2 separate regions of the Homo sapiens genome follow, and region 2 is linked to region 1. Evidence: chromatin contacts called from ENCODE Hi-C or POLR2A ChIA-PET data. All regions are on one chromosome and are shown on one strand. Each heading gives the region's core, a stretch centred on a gene start or an enhancer-like site at or near the end of the contact. The rest is flanking DNA. Distances are from core to core; before and after follow the strand shown. Region 1 overlaps USP47 (ubiquitin specific peptidase 47). Region 2 overlaps LINC02547 (long intergenic non-protein coding RNA 2547).

The links. Hi-C counts contacts between places; a loop is a spot of excess contacts on that map. ChIA-PET counts read pairs that join two places held with the same protein, here RNA polymerase II (POLR2A). Pooled maps may share reads with other maps.
Region 2: a map of upper lobe of right lung shows a loop between it and region 1 (2.6-fold over the local background). The contact joins two enhancer-like sites. A Hi-C loop is called at or near these places in 6 of 168 maps with a recorded cell type or tissue (Right ventricle myocardium superior, gastrocnemius medialis, heart right ventricle and 3 more) and 1 of 50 pooled maps. POLR2A ChIA-PET finds 5 or more read pairs at or near these places in 1 of 52 experiments (MCF 10A).

What each region holds. Positions count from the first base shown.
Region 1 is chr11:11,914,659-11,920,843 of GRCh38, forward strand. It overlaps USP47 (ubiquitin specific peptidase 47), which reads left to right. Exons shown (of 28, transcript NM_001282659.2): 9 at 5,498-5,593; 10 at 5,684-5,836. Among named protein-coding and RNA genes, the nearest start is that of USP47, 76 kb to the left of the region's middle. Within about 2 kb of position 2,398, at least 3 of the 41 ENCODE cell types and tissues checked have a DNase peak (open chromatin) inside an H3K27ac peak, as active enhancers do.
Region 2 is chr11:12,042,157-12,048,341 of GRCh38, forward strand. All of the region lies in intron 1 of LINC02547 (long intergenic non-protein coding RNA 2547), which reads left to right. Among named protein-coding and RNA genes, the nearest start is that of LINC02547, 14 kb to the left of the region's middle. Within about 2 kb of position 2,420, at least 27 of the 41 ENCODE cell types and tissues checked have a DNase peak (open chromatin) inside an H3K27ac peak, as active enhancers do.

The DNA of each region.
Region 1 (6,185 bases), core at 1,148-3,647:
TCTCAAGACATCAGTTTAGAAAAATTCATCTAGACAATTGGCAAAAGACATAACATTTCATTAAAGAGGATATACAAATGTCAAATACAGAAAAGATACTCAACATTGCTGGCTATTAGGGAAATGCAAATTCAAACCATAATGAATATATTATTCTTTACCTGCCAGATGGCTACAAATAATGACAGCATGGAAATCTGGTGACTATGTGGAGAAACTGTATCACACATACACTGCTGGTGGGAATGTGAAATGTTATGGGTAGTTTCTTATAAAATGACACGTGCAGTTACCATAAACTCTAGCAATTGAACTATTGGTCATTTATCCCAGAAAAATTGAAATTTATGTTTACATGAAAACCTGTGCACAAATATTTATTCCATCTTTGTTTTTAATATTCAAAACTGGAATCAGCCCATATCTGCTTCAGTAAGTGAATGGTTTAACAAACTGTGGTTCATACAAACCATGAAATAGTACTTAGCAATAAAAAGGAACAAACTATTAATAAACACAAAAACTTGAAAGAATATCCAGGGAATTATTCCGAGTGAAAAAAGCCAATCTCAAAAGGTTATTACATACTTTATGATTCCATTTATGTAATACTTTTGATATGACAACCTTTTAGAACTGTGGGACAGATTAACCATTACCAGGTCTTACGGATTTGGTGGGAGCAGGGAGAGGAGAAGCAGGTGGTTGTGGCTATAAGAGGGTGGCACAAGTTATCCTTGCATAGGAACTGTTCAGTCTTTTGACGGGTGTTGAATATATGAACCTCTACAGGTGATAGAATTGTATGGAACTTAATAGACACATATACACAGGCAAATGAGTGCACTAAAGCTGGGAAAATCTGAATTAGATAGGTGTATGAATGCCAATATCATGGTTATGATATGCCATAGTTTTGCAAAATGTTTCCAGTAAACTGGGGGAAGTGTACAAGAGGTCTCTGTATGTTATTTCTTACGATTGCATATGAATTTACAATTATCTCAAAAGTTTCAATGAAAAAAAAAGTAGACAGCTTAGGTAAAAGTATATAGGCCTTTTCCTAGTTAAAAAGTAGTAATGTTAAAGTATATATTCGGGAAAGACAGTTGAATATATTTTTAAGGAAAACATCATGTTCCTGTATATCAGTAGTACCAAAATTGCTTAGTACATCAAAATCAGGAAATAATTCTCAGTGGTGGATCTACTTTCTTTTTTTGTTCATGTAAAAATTGAAGTATGGTGTTTTAACACTCATTTCTCTATTCAAAATTAAGTAGATTTTAATTGATGAATAATTCATATGTACACATAAATGGTTAAAAAAAGGATTTATAGGCAATACCATTCCTTGCATATACCTTTTGATTGCACTGTGCCTGGATTATTTGCATTAGCTCTAAAATTGGAATAACCCGTATTGTTTTTGATTGGAGAACTAAGGATGTAAGAATTCTTTATATTCTATCCTGAATTCTGAAAATTATAGTGTAAAAGGATGTGCAGGCTGGGCATGGTGGCTCACGCCTGTAATCCTAGCACTTCGGGAGGTCAAGGCAGAGGATTGCCTGAGCTTAGGAGTTTGAGACCAGCCTGGGCAACGTGGTGAGATCCTGTCTCAAATAAGTAAATAAAAAGATGTGCAGAATTACATTTTGCATAATATATGGGGAGCAGTAAGATCTAGAATATGAAACTGTTGTCACTCTGGAATTATCAACATGGTACTCTGACTGAATTAAATATTCTCAAATGAGCAGAACAAAACCTGGTATCCAAAAACTTAAGCAAAGAAATAGATTTAAAAAACAAAAACAATGCTGTAAGAAATGAAGTGGGAATTCATCAAATTCAGGAAAGAAACAGAAGAAAAAGACAAAAATATCTTAGAAGTGAAGAATAAATTAAAAAATGCTCAAGAGAAAATAGAAAGAAGATCTAATGAAGGACATTGAATGGAAATGAGATTTTTGTAAAAGTAAAAAGGATCTCAGAAAAAAAAAATTGAAAGAGAAGACCAGCAAAGGGTGTCCAACATAATTGGAGTCTGTGAAGAAGAAAAATAAAACAGTGGACCAGAACTAATAGATAAACTGTAATTCAGAGAAAGTTTCTGGGAATAAGGGAAATGTCAAGTCTACCTTTTGAAGGACCTGGAATGATAAACTCTGAGATGTATTTTAGTAAACTATTAAAGATGAATTGAGGCCAGTCACAGTGGCTCATGCCTGTAATTCCAGCATTTTGAGAGGCTGAGGCAGGAGGATCCCTTGAACCCAGGAGTTTGAGACCAGTTTGGGCAACATATTGAGACCATGTCTCTACAAAAAAATAAAAAATCAGTTATCAGTTGTGGTGGAATGTGCCTGTGGTCCTAACTATTCAGGAGGCTGAGGTAAGAGAATTGCTTGAGCCAGGGATTTCAAAGCTGCAGTGAGCCAGCACACCACTGCATTCCAGCCTGGATGACAGAGCAAGACCTCATCTGAAAAAAAAGATGAATTGGGTTGGCATCATATTTCAGAAGAACAACATGCAAATCCTGCCAACAGAGTAGCAATTTCCAGAAATTCAAGAAAGTACCAGCCAAGGATTTGATAGCCAGGCAAGTGTTTCTTAATTATGACAGCTATAAAAAGACAAGTTTGAATATTCAGGAACTCATTGGGTATTATATCCATGAGCCATTGAGGAGTTCATTAGAGGATGAGCTTAACCCAACCAAGAGATCACGGGCAGCTTCGGCAAAAGAACTGTGAGCACTTACTATATTAAATTAAGGCCTAAATACAAGGGTGGGAACACGGGAACAGCAGAGTAGTATGTAATGTTACATGTTAGACAAAGTACAAATAATACCACTTTTTAGAAGGGGGAGAGAAAGGGAGAGCAGAATAAGATCACAGACTGTTGTGTGGGTGGGGAATAAAGGAGACCATTTAAAACTGGCAGACACTGAAAGCTTAAGAAAGAGTAAACAGGGTGGGGGTGGGTGGGAAAAAAAGAGGTCCAAGGACACTAACAAAACTATAAATGCAAAAGTAACTGTAGAATAAAATTACAAACCTTGCTAAATACCAAAAGAAAATGTAAAAAATAACAAAGGAACACAATAAATATTACCTAACACACACAGTAATTACACAGTAGTGACTGAGATAGGACCAAGCATACCAGTCATATCAAATATGAGTGGGCTTAAATTGCCTATTAAAAAGATTTTCAAGTTGGTTCAGAAAGCAAACATTAAAATTTGATTTAGGCAGGAATCTGTAAGTGGATGTTAAAATCAAGGGTGGAAGATTTGGTAAGGCTCAGGATTTTTGCATGGTCTCCAAGTATCTCCTTACAGATTGCTTATTAGCCGCGAGAGTAAAAATAATAACTATATGGTAGAGAGACTGGACAATACCTTGACCAGATAATTAAAGCTAATATCACCAAAGAGAAAGTTAGGTACATCATGGCCTGTGACTATGCTACCCTTAGAAGGGCACATCTTTGCTAATGTCATAGTAGCCTAGCAAGGAATGTATAAATCTAATAATGAAGAACATCAGACAAACCCAAATTGCAGAACATTTTATAAAATAAGTGGCCTCTGTTCTTCAAAAAATATCAGTGTTATGAAAGAAAGGCAAACTCTGGAATGCCTCGAGATTAAAGGAATCTCAAGAGACCAAACAAAATCTGTGGCCTTGAGACAGATTGTGTACTAGATGGAGAGAAATACATTGTTAAGGTAATTGACAGAATTGGAATATGGCTGATGAAAGTACTTTATCAGTATTAAATTTTCCAGAGTTTGATTACTGTTTGTGTAAGAATATCTTTATTCTTAAAAAGTCATATTGAAGTTAAGAGGCAAAGCATGATGAGGTGTGAACCTACTCTCAAATGGCTAAAACAAAGATACATAATAATGTTGGGTTGGGCGAGGGAAAGCAAAATTGGCAAAAATGTTTAAAAGTTGATGAATATGAGTAAAGTATTTGAGAGTTCTCTGTTCTTTAAACTTTTCTCCAAGTTTTAATTTTTTTTAAAGATCTCTAGGTATTAACTATAAGCCGGAGACCAATACACACACACCAAAGTAGAATTTGAGTTACATAATTATCTCACTCTCCCTCTCCCCCCATCCTTTTTTGAATATTGAGTTTTTACCAGTTTAAATTACCACTATTTGGAAAGCCTGACATTTAGTATCAGTCTGTGTTAAGCTATAGATGTAATTTCTTTAAAGCTTGTTTTTCTGTTGTTTTTTATAGAACTTTCCTTTTTCCCCCAAAAATATGCCTGAGAGGGAAAAAAAATTTTTTTCTAAATGTGTCATTTGACCACCAATAAAATGCATGGTCATGTGGAAAAAAACCCAGCCGTTTGGTTTCTTCACTTGTTTCCTTGTGTTCTGAGAACAAAATAGGGGATCAGATGGGTTTAGACACCTTTGAATATCTATGTCTTTTCTTATTTTTATCTTGTTCCAAAGTGAGCTCTATCAAACAATATGTGGACAGTAGTTTTCTAAGCTTTGCCAGATATTTTGCAACTACGACCATTAAGCTCCTTTATCTTTTGAGGAACAGCTTGTCCTATATCAAAAGAAAAATATTTGAAGATACTGTCTTAATGATTCCATTTCTTTTAGTTTATGTGTAATATTATCAGTAGTTCTGCTTAGCCCATGTGTGAAGAAAAGAGAGAACATCAGATGAAATTTGAGATTATGCGTCCAATCTTATATGCTATATTAACTAATTTTTTAATCGTGAAAAACCAATTACTAAAATAAAAATTAACTTTATGCCACTGATTCTTTAACAGTATTTATATGAAGTTTCTTACTTCTGTTGTAATGCTGTATGGAGAAAAGAGAACCACGTGGTTCTACCAAATTAACAATCCAGGATCCTCATTATACATTTCCAAATGGAACAGTATCTCACACACACACAGAAGGTTGCACAGTGTTTTTCAATCTTTATAACTAGTGCAGTGGCAGATTACTGACTGATCCTAACTATGGCGATTAAGGATGCTTACATGATTTTTAAGTGTATGAAAAGTGTGAATTCTTTAGAGAACATTGATATTTACTGTACAGTTTTAAATGCTTCCTTTTATAAGAAGATTGATGCATGCAACTGCTTTTCTTAGAAGTGTGGAATTACTTTTTATCTAAGGACTGAGGATATTTTTAGAGATTATTTAGCCAAACACTGCAATGTAAAGTCAATGAAAATCAGGTTGAAATGACTGTGATACTGCAATACTAAGAAAGGCAAATCTTGTGTAGAATGAAATAATTTTTTTTGCTTAATTTTTATAGTGATAATATTATTTTACTGTTGATAATTTTCCTTGGTACATTTTGAGTTCCTAAATTTCTAACCATTCTACTTATAACTTTTAGTAATTACAGTCTTTTTTATTCAGGATTTTGTCATTAATATAATATTTTAAGTAATTATAAAACAAATTTTTTTCTAACTAGGAAGAAGCATTGCATGCATTTATTCAGCCAGAGATTCTGGATGGCCCAAATCAGTATTTTTGTGAACGTTGTAAGAAGAAGTGTGATGCACGGAAGGTAAATGCCATGTAGAGATTAATACTTAGGAATCTGAGATAATATTCCATATTCAATAGACTCTCCCCCTTTTTGTTGTTTGTTTTTTAGGGCCTTCGGTTTTTGCATTTTCCTTATCTGCTGACCTTACAGCTGAAAAGATTCGATTTTGATTATACAACCATGCATAGGATTAAACTGAATGATCGAATGACATTTCCCGAGGAACTAGATATGAGTACTTTTATTGATGTTGAAGATGAGGTAAATATTTGTTATTTTAAAGTATTTTTCATTAATCCACATTAGTCAGTCATGGTTTTGAAAGAGCTGTTTGAGGTAATAACACTGATGTCATTTGGACTGTCTTCTTGATGGAAACTTTTTCTTTCTTATTTTCTAATGTGGAATTCAATAAAATGATTTACCTTTGTATAAGCTTTTCCTGACTGCATAAATTATATTTTAAATATTCTTGTTTGATCAGAGTAACTTATGATACTCTTTGAAAAGACAATAAGGAACTCAGCTTTGGAATTATTTCTTGAAGTTGAGTGATAATCTTATATTTTATAATTTCGTCGTTATTGAAACCAGCCTGAAGGTAAGCCAT
Region 2 (6,185 bases), core at 1,170-3,669, 130 kb after region 1:
AGATTTGGGTGGGGACACAGCCAAACCATATGAGATGTAGAGTAACGAGAGTCCTTGTGCACTGTTGGTGGGAACATAAAAAGTTACAGCTGCTGTGGAAAAGAGTACGGAAGTTCCTCAAAAAAAAAAAAAATGAGTGAAGCTGCCCACAGTGCGTTAATATCACAGAAAGATTGTAGAAAGATACGCATAACATGGTTGCATTTTCATCGTGGGAAAAACGATGCACTGTATGTATAAAAAGAATGTGTTTGATGATGTAACCATGAGTAAAAAACAGGAAGCATACCAAACCGTTAATGGTTCTGAATGGGTAGGCTTGCAACATTCCTTTGTGGTTATTTACATGCCTGTCTTGTCCCATCTATCTGTCAAGCTCCATTGGCTTGTCTTACTCATCCTTTTTTCCCCTCTTAACGCAGCACTGGTTCTTGGGCATGTGAGGGTTTGGTAAAGTTTTGCAGAATTGAATTGCTAATCATTGCCTCCCCACTTGCTCACCTATACTACAAACCAGAACTTGTTCAACGTCATACGGCTACCTTTAAATATTCTTGTTTTAAGTCTAAGTTCCAAAATATTATATTAGTAAATATGCTGACTTCCCTATACTGCACTCCTCAAGACTTAATGCACAGAAATCCTTAGTAAGTGGGAAGAAACAAAAGATTTGAACAGTAAAAATGCTGCAGGAATCCAGCACTGTTTGAAGGTTGCCTTTCTCCGAAGGTTACTGTTCAGAAAGAGAGGAGAGAGAGACCAACGTATCTCCCTGTACCTTGAAAGCCATTCTCCTCCAAGACATCTGTCAAGAGTTTCTGTCCATGTGGGTTATGGAAATGGTGTTAACTCGTGCAGAATTTTAATTACCTGTCTCAGGGGCCAAATGTATTTATGTATGTATCCATGTCATGATTATTTATTCATTCAATGAATGTTCAGAATCCTACAATATACCAGCTGTAATGCCTCATCATGAAATGTAAAACTGAAGAAAGCGGGGTTCTATTCTCAACGAGGGAGCCTCTGCCCTCACTTTTCTTTTTCATCACTTGAGCACCAATACCGAGCAGCCTCGTCTGTTTTTTTTTGCTTGTTTGTTTCCCCCCTGACATAGCATAAACTTAACTCTAGACGATTGTGTAGGATTGCTGCTGGAGTCCTGGATGCTAGTCTTTTATTTTATTTTTTAGTGACACTCACTCACTTTGTGTCCTAAAGCAAGCCCAGTTCCGTCTCTGTGCCTTGGTCTCGCCTCAGACAAATGGGGTATCCATTTGCCCTGCCAAACTCTAAGGGGTATTGTGAGGGCCAGACAGGGCAACAGATGCTGAAAGCATTTGAAATGAACAGAGCTGTGTAGAAGTGTCAGGCAGTACTCTTCCTGTGCCCCGGGTCACCGTAACTTGAAGAGCATCTGGACATATGTCAGAGAAAATAAAAACTGTTTTTGTTTCTCAGTGAAAATACCTGCCTTTTGAGACTTTCATTTAAAATGAAAACATTCCAAAGTAGTATGTGATCTTGAACAAGTCATTTTCCTCTCTGAGTCTCAGTTTATTCTCCTATAAAATAAGCCAGTGAGACTAGATGGATACATTTCAAATTCTGCTCTAGAAAATTCTTCACTGGGAAGAGATTCTTTTATCCCCACATCTGCAACCAGAACCACCATATATTTTTCAAATTTTACCCTCATTTTACTTATTTGGCTTCTATGTGAGGTCTTTTTGGTTTTCTTTTTCTTTTAAAGTGAAAGTAAGTTTATTAACAAAGTAAGAAAATAAAAGAATGGCTACTCCATAGTCAGGGCAGTGGCTTCTGTTTTGTTTTGTTGTTTTTCCTAAATAAAAATCCTAAGGCTAAAACAAAAAAAGAAAACCAGAACACGGCTAGATCACCTGTAGGGCCATTCTTCCCGGCCTTCGTGTCTGCACACGGAAGACCCACGTGCTTTCTGCTTAACGTGTGTGCATTCCTCTTGTATGTGTCAGGCGTGCACGAGGCCTCTCAGGACAGAATTCCTTTGCAGGGGGATTGACAATGAGTCATAACCTGCTTGACTTTTAAGTGTGCACTCAGAGATGACCATTTTTTATAGCAGAATTCCCGAGTCTAAACAACCTTTGGCAGCTGAAGACTGAGAATGAAATTCACCAACCAGTCCAGGGAAAACCTCTTCCAAAAGCTGTAATATTTTTGTTGGATGCAGGTGTGACCCGTGGTCTTGCCGTGGGGGAAGGGAATGGCTGTGGGAACAGTGCCACCTTGTGGCCATTTTTATGAGCAGACACTACCCAGTGCTGAGCTGAGGGCTGGTTCCTGGATGGTTACACTCCTGAAGAGGGACTTTCATTTTGGGATTGGGAAGGGGCCCAGAGATACACTGAGACCAGAGCCAGTCCCCACCTGGCAGCAAGCTCAGCTGCCTGAGTCAGAAGCCCTTCTCCAAAGTTACCACACTCCTGAGGCCCAGGAAGGCTGCCAGGCTGGGCGTGTGGTTATTGGGAGGGTCATGTGGCTGTCACTAGCAGGAACGTGTCTGGATATGGGAGTGGGAGGCAGAGTCTGAGAGGAGACAGAACAAATTTCACAATGGCCATGGCTGAGCCCCAGTTGGGAAGACGGTGACCCAGGAAGTATGCAAAGTGGTGGCAGGAGGGTGGTGTCCTCTTGTCTAGAAACCCAGGAGGCCTACAAAGCAGAGAGGACTCTACCTGTCCCCTCACCCCTGACCGTAGCCTGGGGCCTAAATGAGCCCTCCTACTCTCCGCCTTGCTGCCACGCCACCATCCCTGGCACAGGGTTCCTGGGAGGACAAAACGAGATGGATGAGGCTTAACACAGCATCTGGTGCGTGGGAAGCCCTCAGACATCCCTGTGCCTGTCCCCTCCCTCTCCTACTCTGTGCACTAGACATTGGAGTGACAACAATGAACCCAGCACAGCTGCTGTCAGAACTCACAGGCTGGCTGGGCGTGATGGTGCACACCTGTAATCCCAGGACTTTGGGAGGCTGAGATGGGAGGATCGCTTCGGTCTGGGAGTTGGAGACTAGCTTAGGTAACATATGGAGATTCCGTTGTTACAAAAGATAAAAAACAATCAGCCAGGTGTGGTGGCACGCTCCTATAGGTTCAGCTACTCAGGAAGCTAAGGTAGTGATCACTTGAGCCCAGGAAGATGAGGCTGCAGTGAGCTGTGATCACACAACTGCACTCCAACCTGGGTGACGGAGTGAGACCCTGTCTCAAAAAAATAAAAAATAAGAAGGACAGGTGTGGTGGCTCATGCCTGTAATCCCAGCACTTTGGGAGGCTGAAGTGGGAAGATTATTTGGAGTCAGGAGTCCAAGACTAGCCTAGGCAACTTAACAAGACCCTGTCTCCACAAAAAAATATAAAAATTAGCCAGGCATGGTGGTGTGCCCTGTAGTCCCAGCTACTCAGGAGGCTGAGGTGGAGGATTGCTGGAGCCCAGGAGTTCAAGACTGCAGTGAGCCATGATTATGCCACTGCACTCCAGCCTAGGGGACAGAGTGAGACCCTGTCTCAAAAAAAAAAAAAAAAAAAAAGGTAAAAAGAAACACCATAAAAATAAATTTAATAATAATACATTTAATAAGATATATCCAATATCTTGTCATTTTAAAATGTAATTAAAATAAAATTCAGTAATTAAAATTCATCAACTTCCCTAAGAGCTGGAAAATTAATGAAATATTTTATATTCTTGTTTTCTATGCTGCTTGAAATTCTGTGTGTATTTTACACCCACAGCACATCTCAATTTGGACTCACCACATTTCAAGCCCTAAATAGCCACATGTGGCTAGTGGCTACTGCACGGCACAGCACAGGGCTGGTGCAAGGAAAGGCGCTCACACACATATACACAATACACACACATACACAAATACACACACACACACATATCCACACACATACAAACACACACATGCACATACACACACATGCACACACACACACAAACATATATACACACACACATATACACACCCAGAGGTCAGTAAGTTACTGGTCAGTAACTTTATAAGGGGCACAAAGTTGATGGGTGATATGGTTGGGCTCTCTGTCCCCACCCAAATCTCATCTAGAATTGTAATCCCCACGTGTGGAGGAAGGGACTTGGTAGGAGGTGATTGGATCATGGGGGCTGTTTTCCCCCTTGCCATTCTAGTGATAGTGAGTTCTCATGAGATCTAATGGTTTAAAAGCGTGTGGTAGATTCCCTTGCTCTCTGTCCTGCCACCATGTGAAGAAGGTCCTTGCTTCCTCTTCGCCTTCCGCCATGATTGTTAGTGTCATGAGGCTTCCCAGTCATGCTTCCTGTTAAGCCTGTGGAACTGTGAGTCAGTTAAACCTCTTTTCTTTATAAATTACCCCGTCTCAGGCAGTTCTTTACAGCAGTGTGAAAATGGAGTAATACAGTGGGGGAGGCTAACTTGGACTGGGAAGGTAAGAAAAGTCCTCTTGGAGGAGGTGGTGTTTAAACCTGGCTGGCTGGCTGCATGAGACTTGAAAGTGAAGCGATGGGGAAAGGCTGGAGGGTGGGAGAGGGGTTGGCCTGTCCATGCACCATCCAGGCACCTTCTGATAGAATGAGAGTGAGTGAACTATAGCTCTCAAGCCAAACTCTGCCTGCCACCTGTGTCTGTATGCCCTAAGAGCTAAGAATGGTTTTCACATTTTCTTTTAGACAGGGTCTTGTTCCAGTGCCCAGGTGGGAGTGTAGTGGCATGATCTCGGTTCACTGCAGCCTTGATCTCTGGGGCTCATTCGATCCTCCTACCTCAGCCTCCTCACCTCAGCAGCCTCACCACCTCCCTCATCTCCACTCAACCTCTCCACTCCAGCCACGCTGACCGCTTTAATGCCCTGGTGATCACCCTCCCCTTCTCCTCCAGGGCTTTCCCTGGCTGCCCCCTCCACTGCAAAGTCCTTTCCTATCTCCTCTCTCCCTGTGGCCAACTCCTCCACTTCAGAGACCAGCCTTGACTTCACATCCTCTCCTGCTTCCCAGTTACCTCCAAAAGGGCCTCTGCCAAGCCATCCTCTCTGGTTTCTCTCTGAAAATCCAGGGTTGGCACAGTGTGAAGAGTGCACAGGGGCCTAGAGGCCTGGGCTCTGGAATGCTCCCGTTTCCAGACTCAGCTGCCTCCCCTGCCTCTTCCCCAGGGCTGCCAGTAAAGTGCCTTTTCCCTGCAGGAAAAAGAGCTGCCCCAGTTGGGCCTGGAAAAAGGGCAGGCATTCCCTCACTTGGCTGGCCAGGGGGGCTGGAAGTCTTTGACAGCCCTGCGGTCAGTCCCAGGGCCAAGTCCTTGTCCCCTCCTGGCAAATTTATGCGCACCTGAACTCTGCAGGATGCCCAGGAGGGGGCGCCAAAGTGCTGCCAAAAAAGAACAGTTTGGGGCATATGAATCAGATGGCCTCGTGGGAGTGCTTAGTGAGGGCTGGCTCTGAGTTCTTTTTACCCCAGCCCCTGCCCAGGGCCAGGCACTGTGTGTGGAATGGAGGAAAGGACACCATGCAAGAACTGACAAGGTCCTGCACATCTCCTATGCTGGCATTTCTTACGATCACAATGACTTTGGTGTTCCAGGCCCAGAGGCTGGGAGCTGGCAGGAAGCTTGACCATTGTGAAGAGCTAGTGTGCCTAAAGTGGCCTACAGATTTGTTGAGGGAGGCTAGGTGGGGTCAGGAAGGCAGGACCCCTTGAGCCAGTTGCCTCTGGCAGCAAACAGTCTCATTATTGCGTAATTAGTATTTTCTATGTTGACTTGACATGGACGTGGTTGGGAAGCACTATCCAATATGGAAGCCACTAGCTACATGTGACCACAGTACTTACGTTTTAATTAAGATTAAATAAGCAGGCTGGGGGGTGGTAGCTCATACCTATAATCCCAGCACTTTGGGAGGCTGAGGTGGGCAGATCTCTTGACCCCAGGAGTCTGAGACCAGGCTGGGCAACTTGTTGAAACCTGTCTCTACCAAAATACTTAGCCGGGCATGGTGGTGCATACCTATAGTCCTAGCTACTTGGGAGGCTGAGGTGGGAGAATCACCTGAGCCCAGGAAGTTGAGGCTACGATGAGCCAAGATCACGCCACTGCACTCCAGCCTGGGTGACAGAGCAAGACCCTGTCTCAAATAAATAAACAA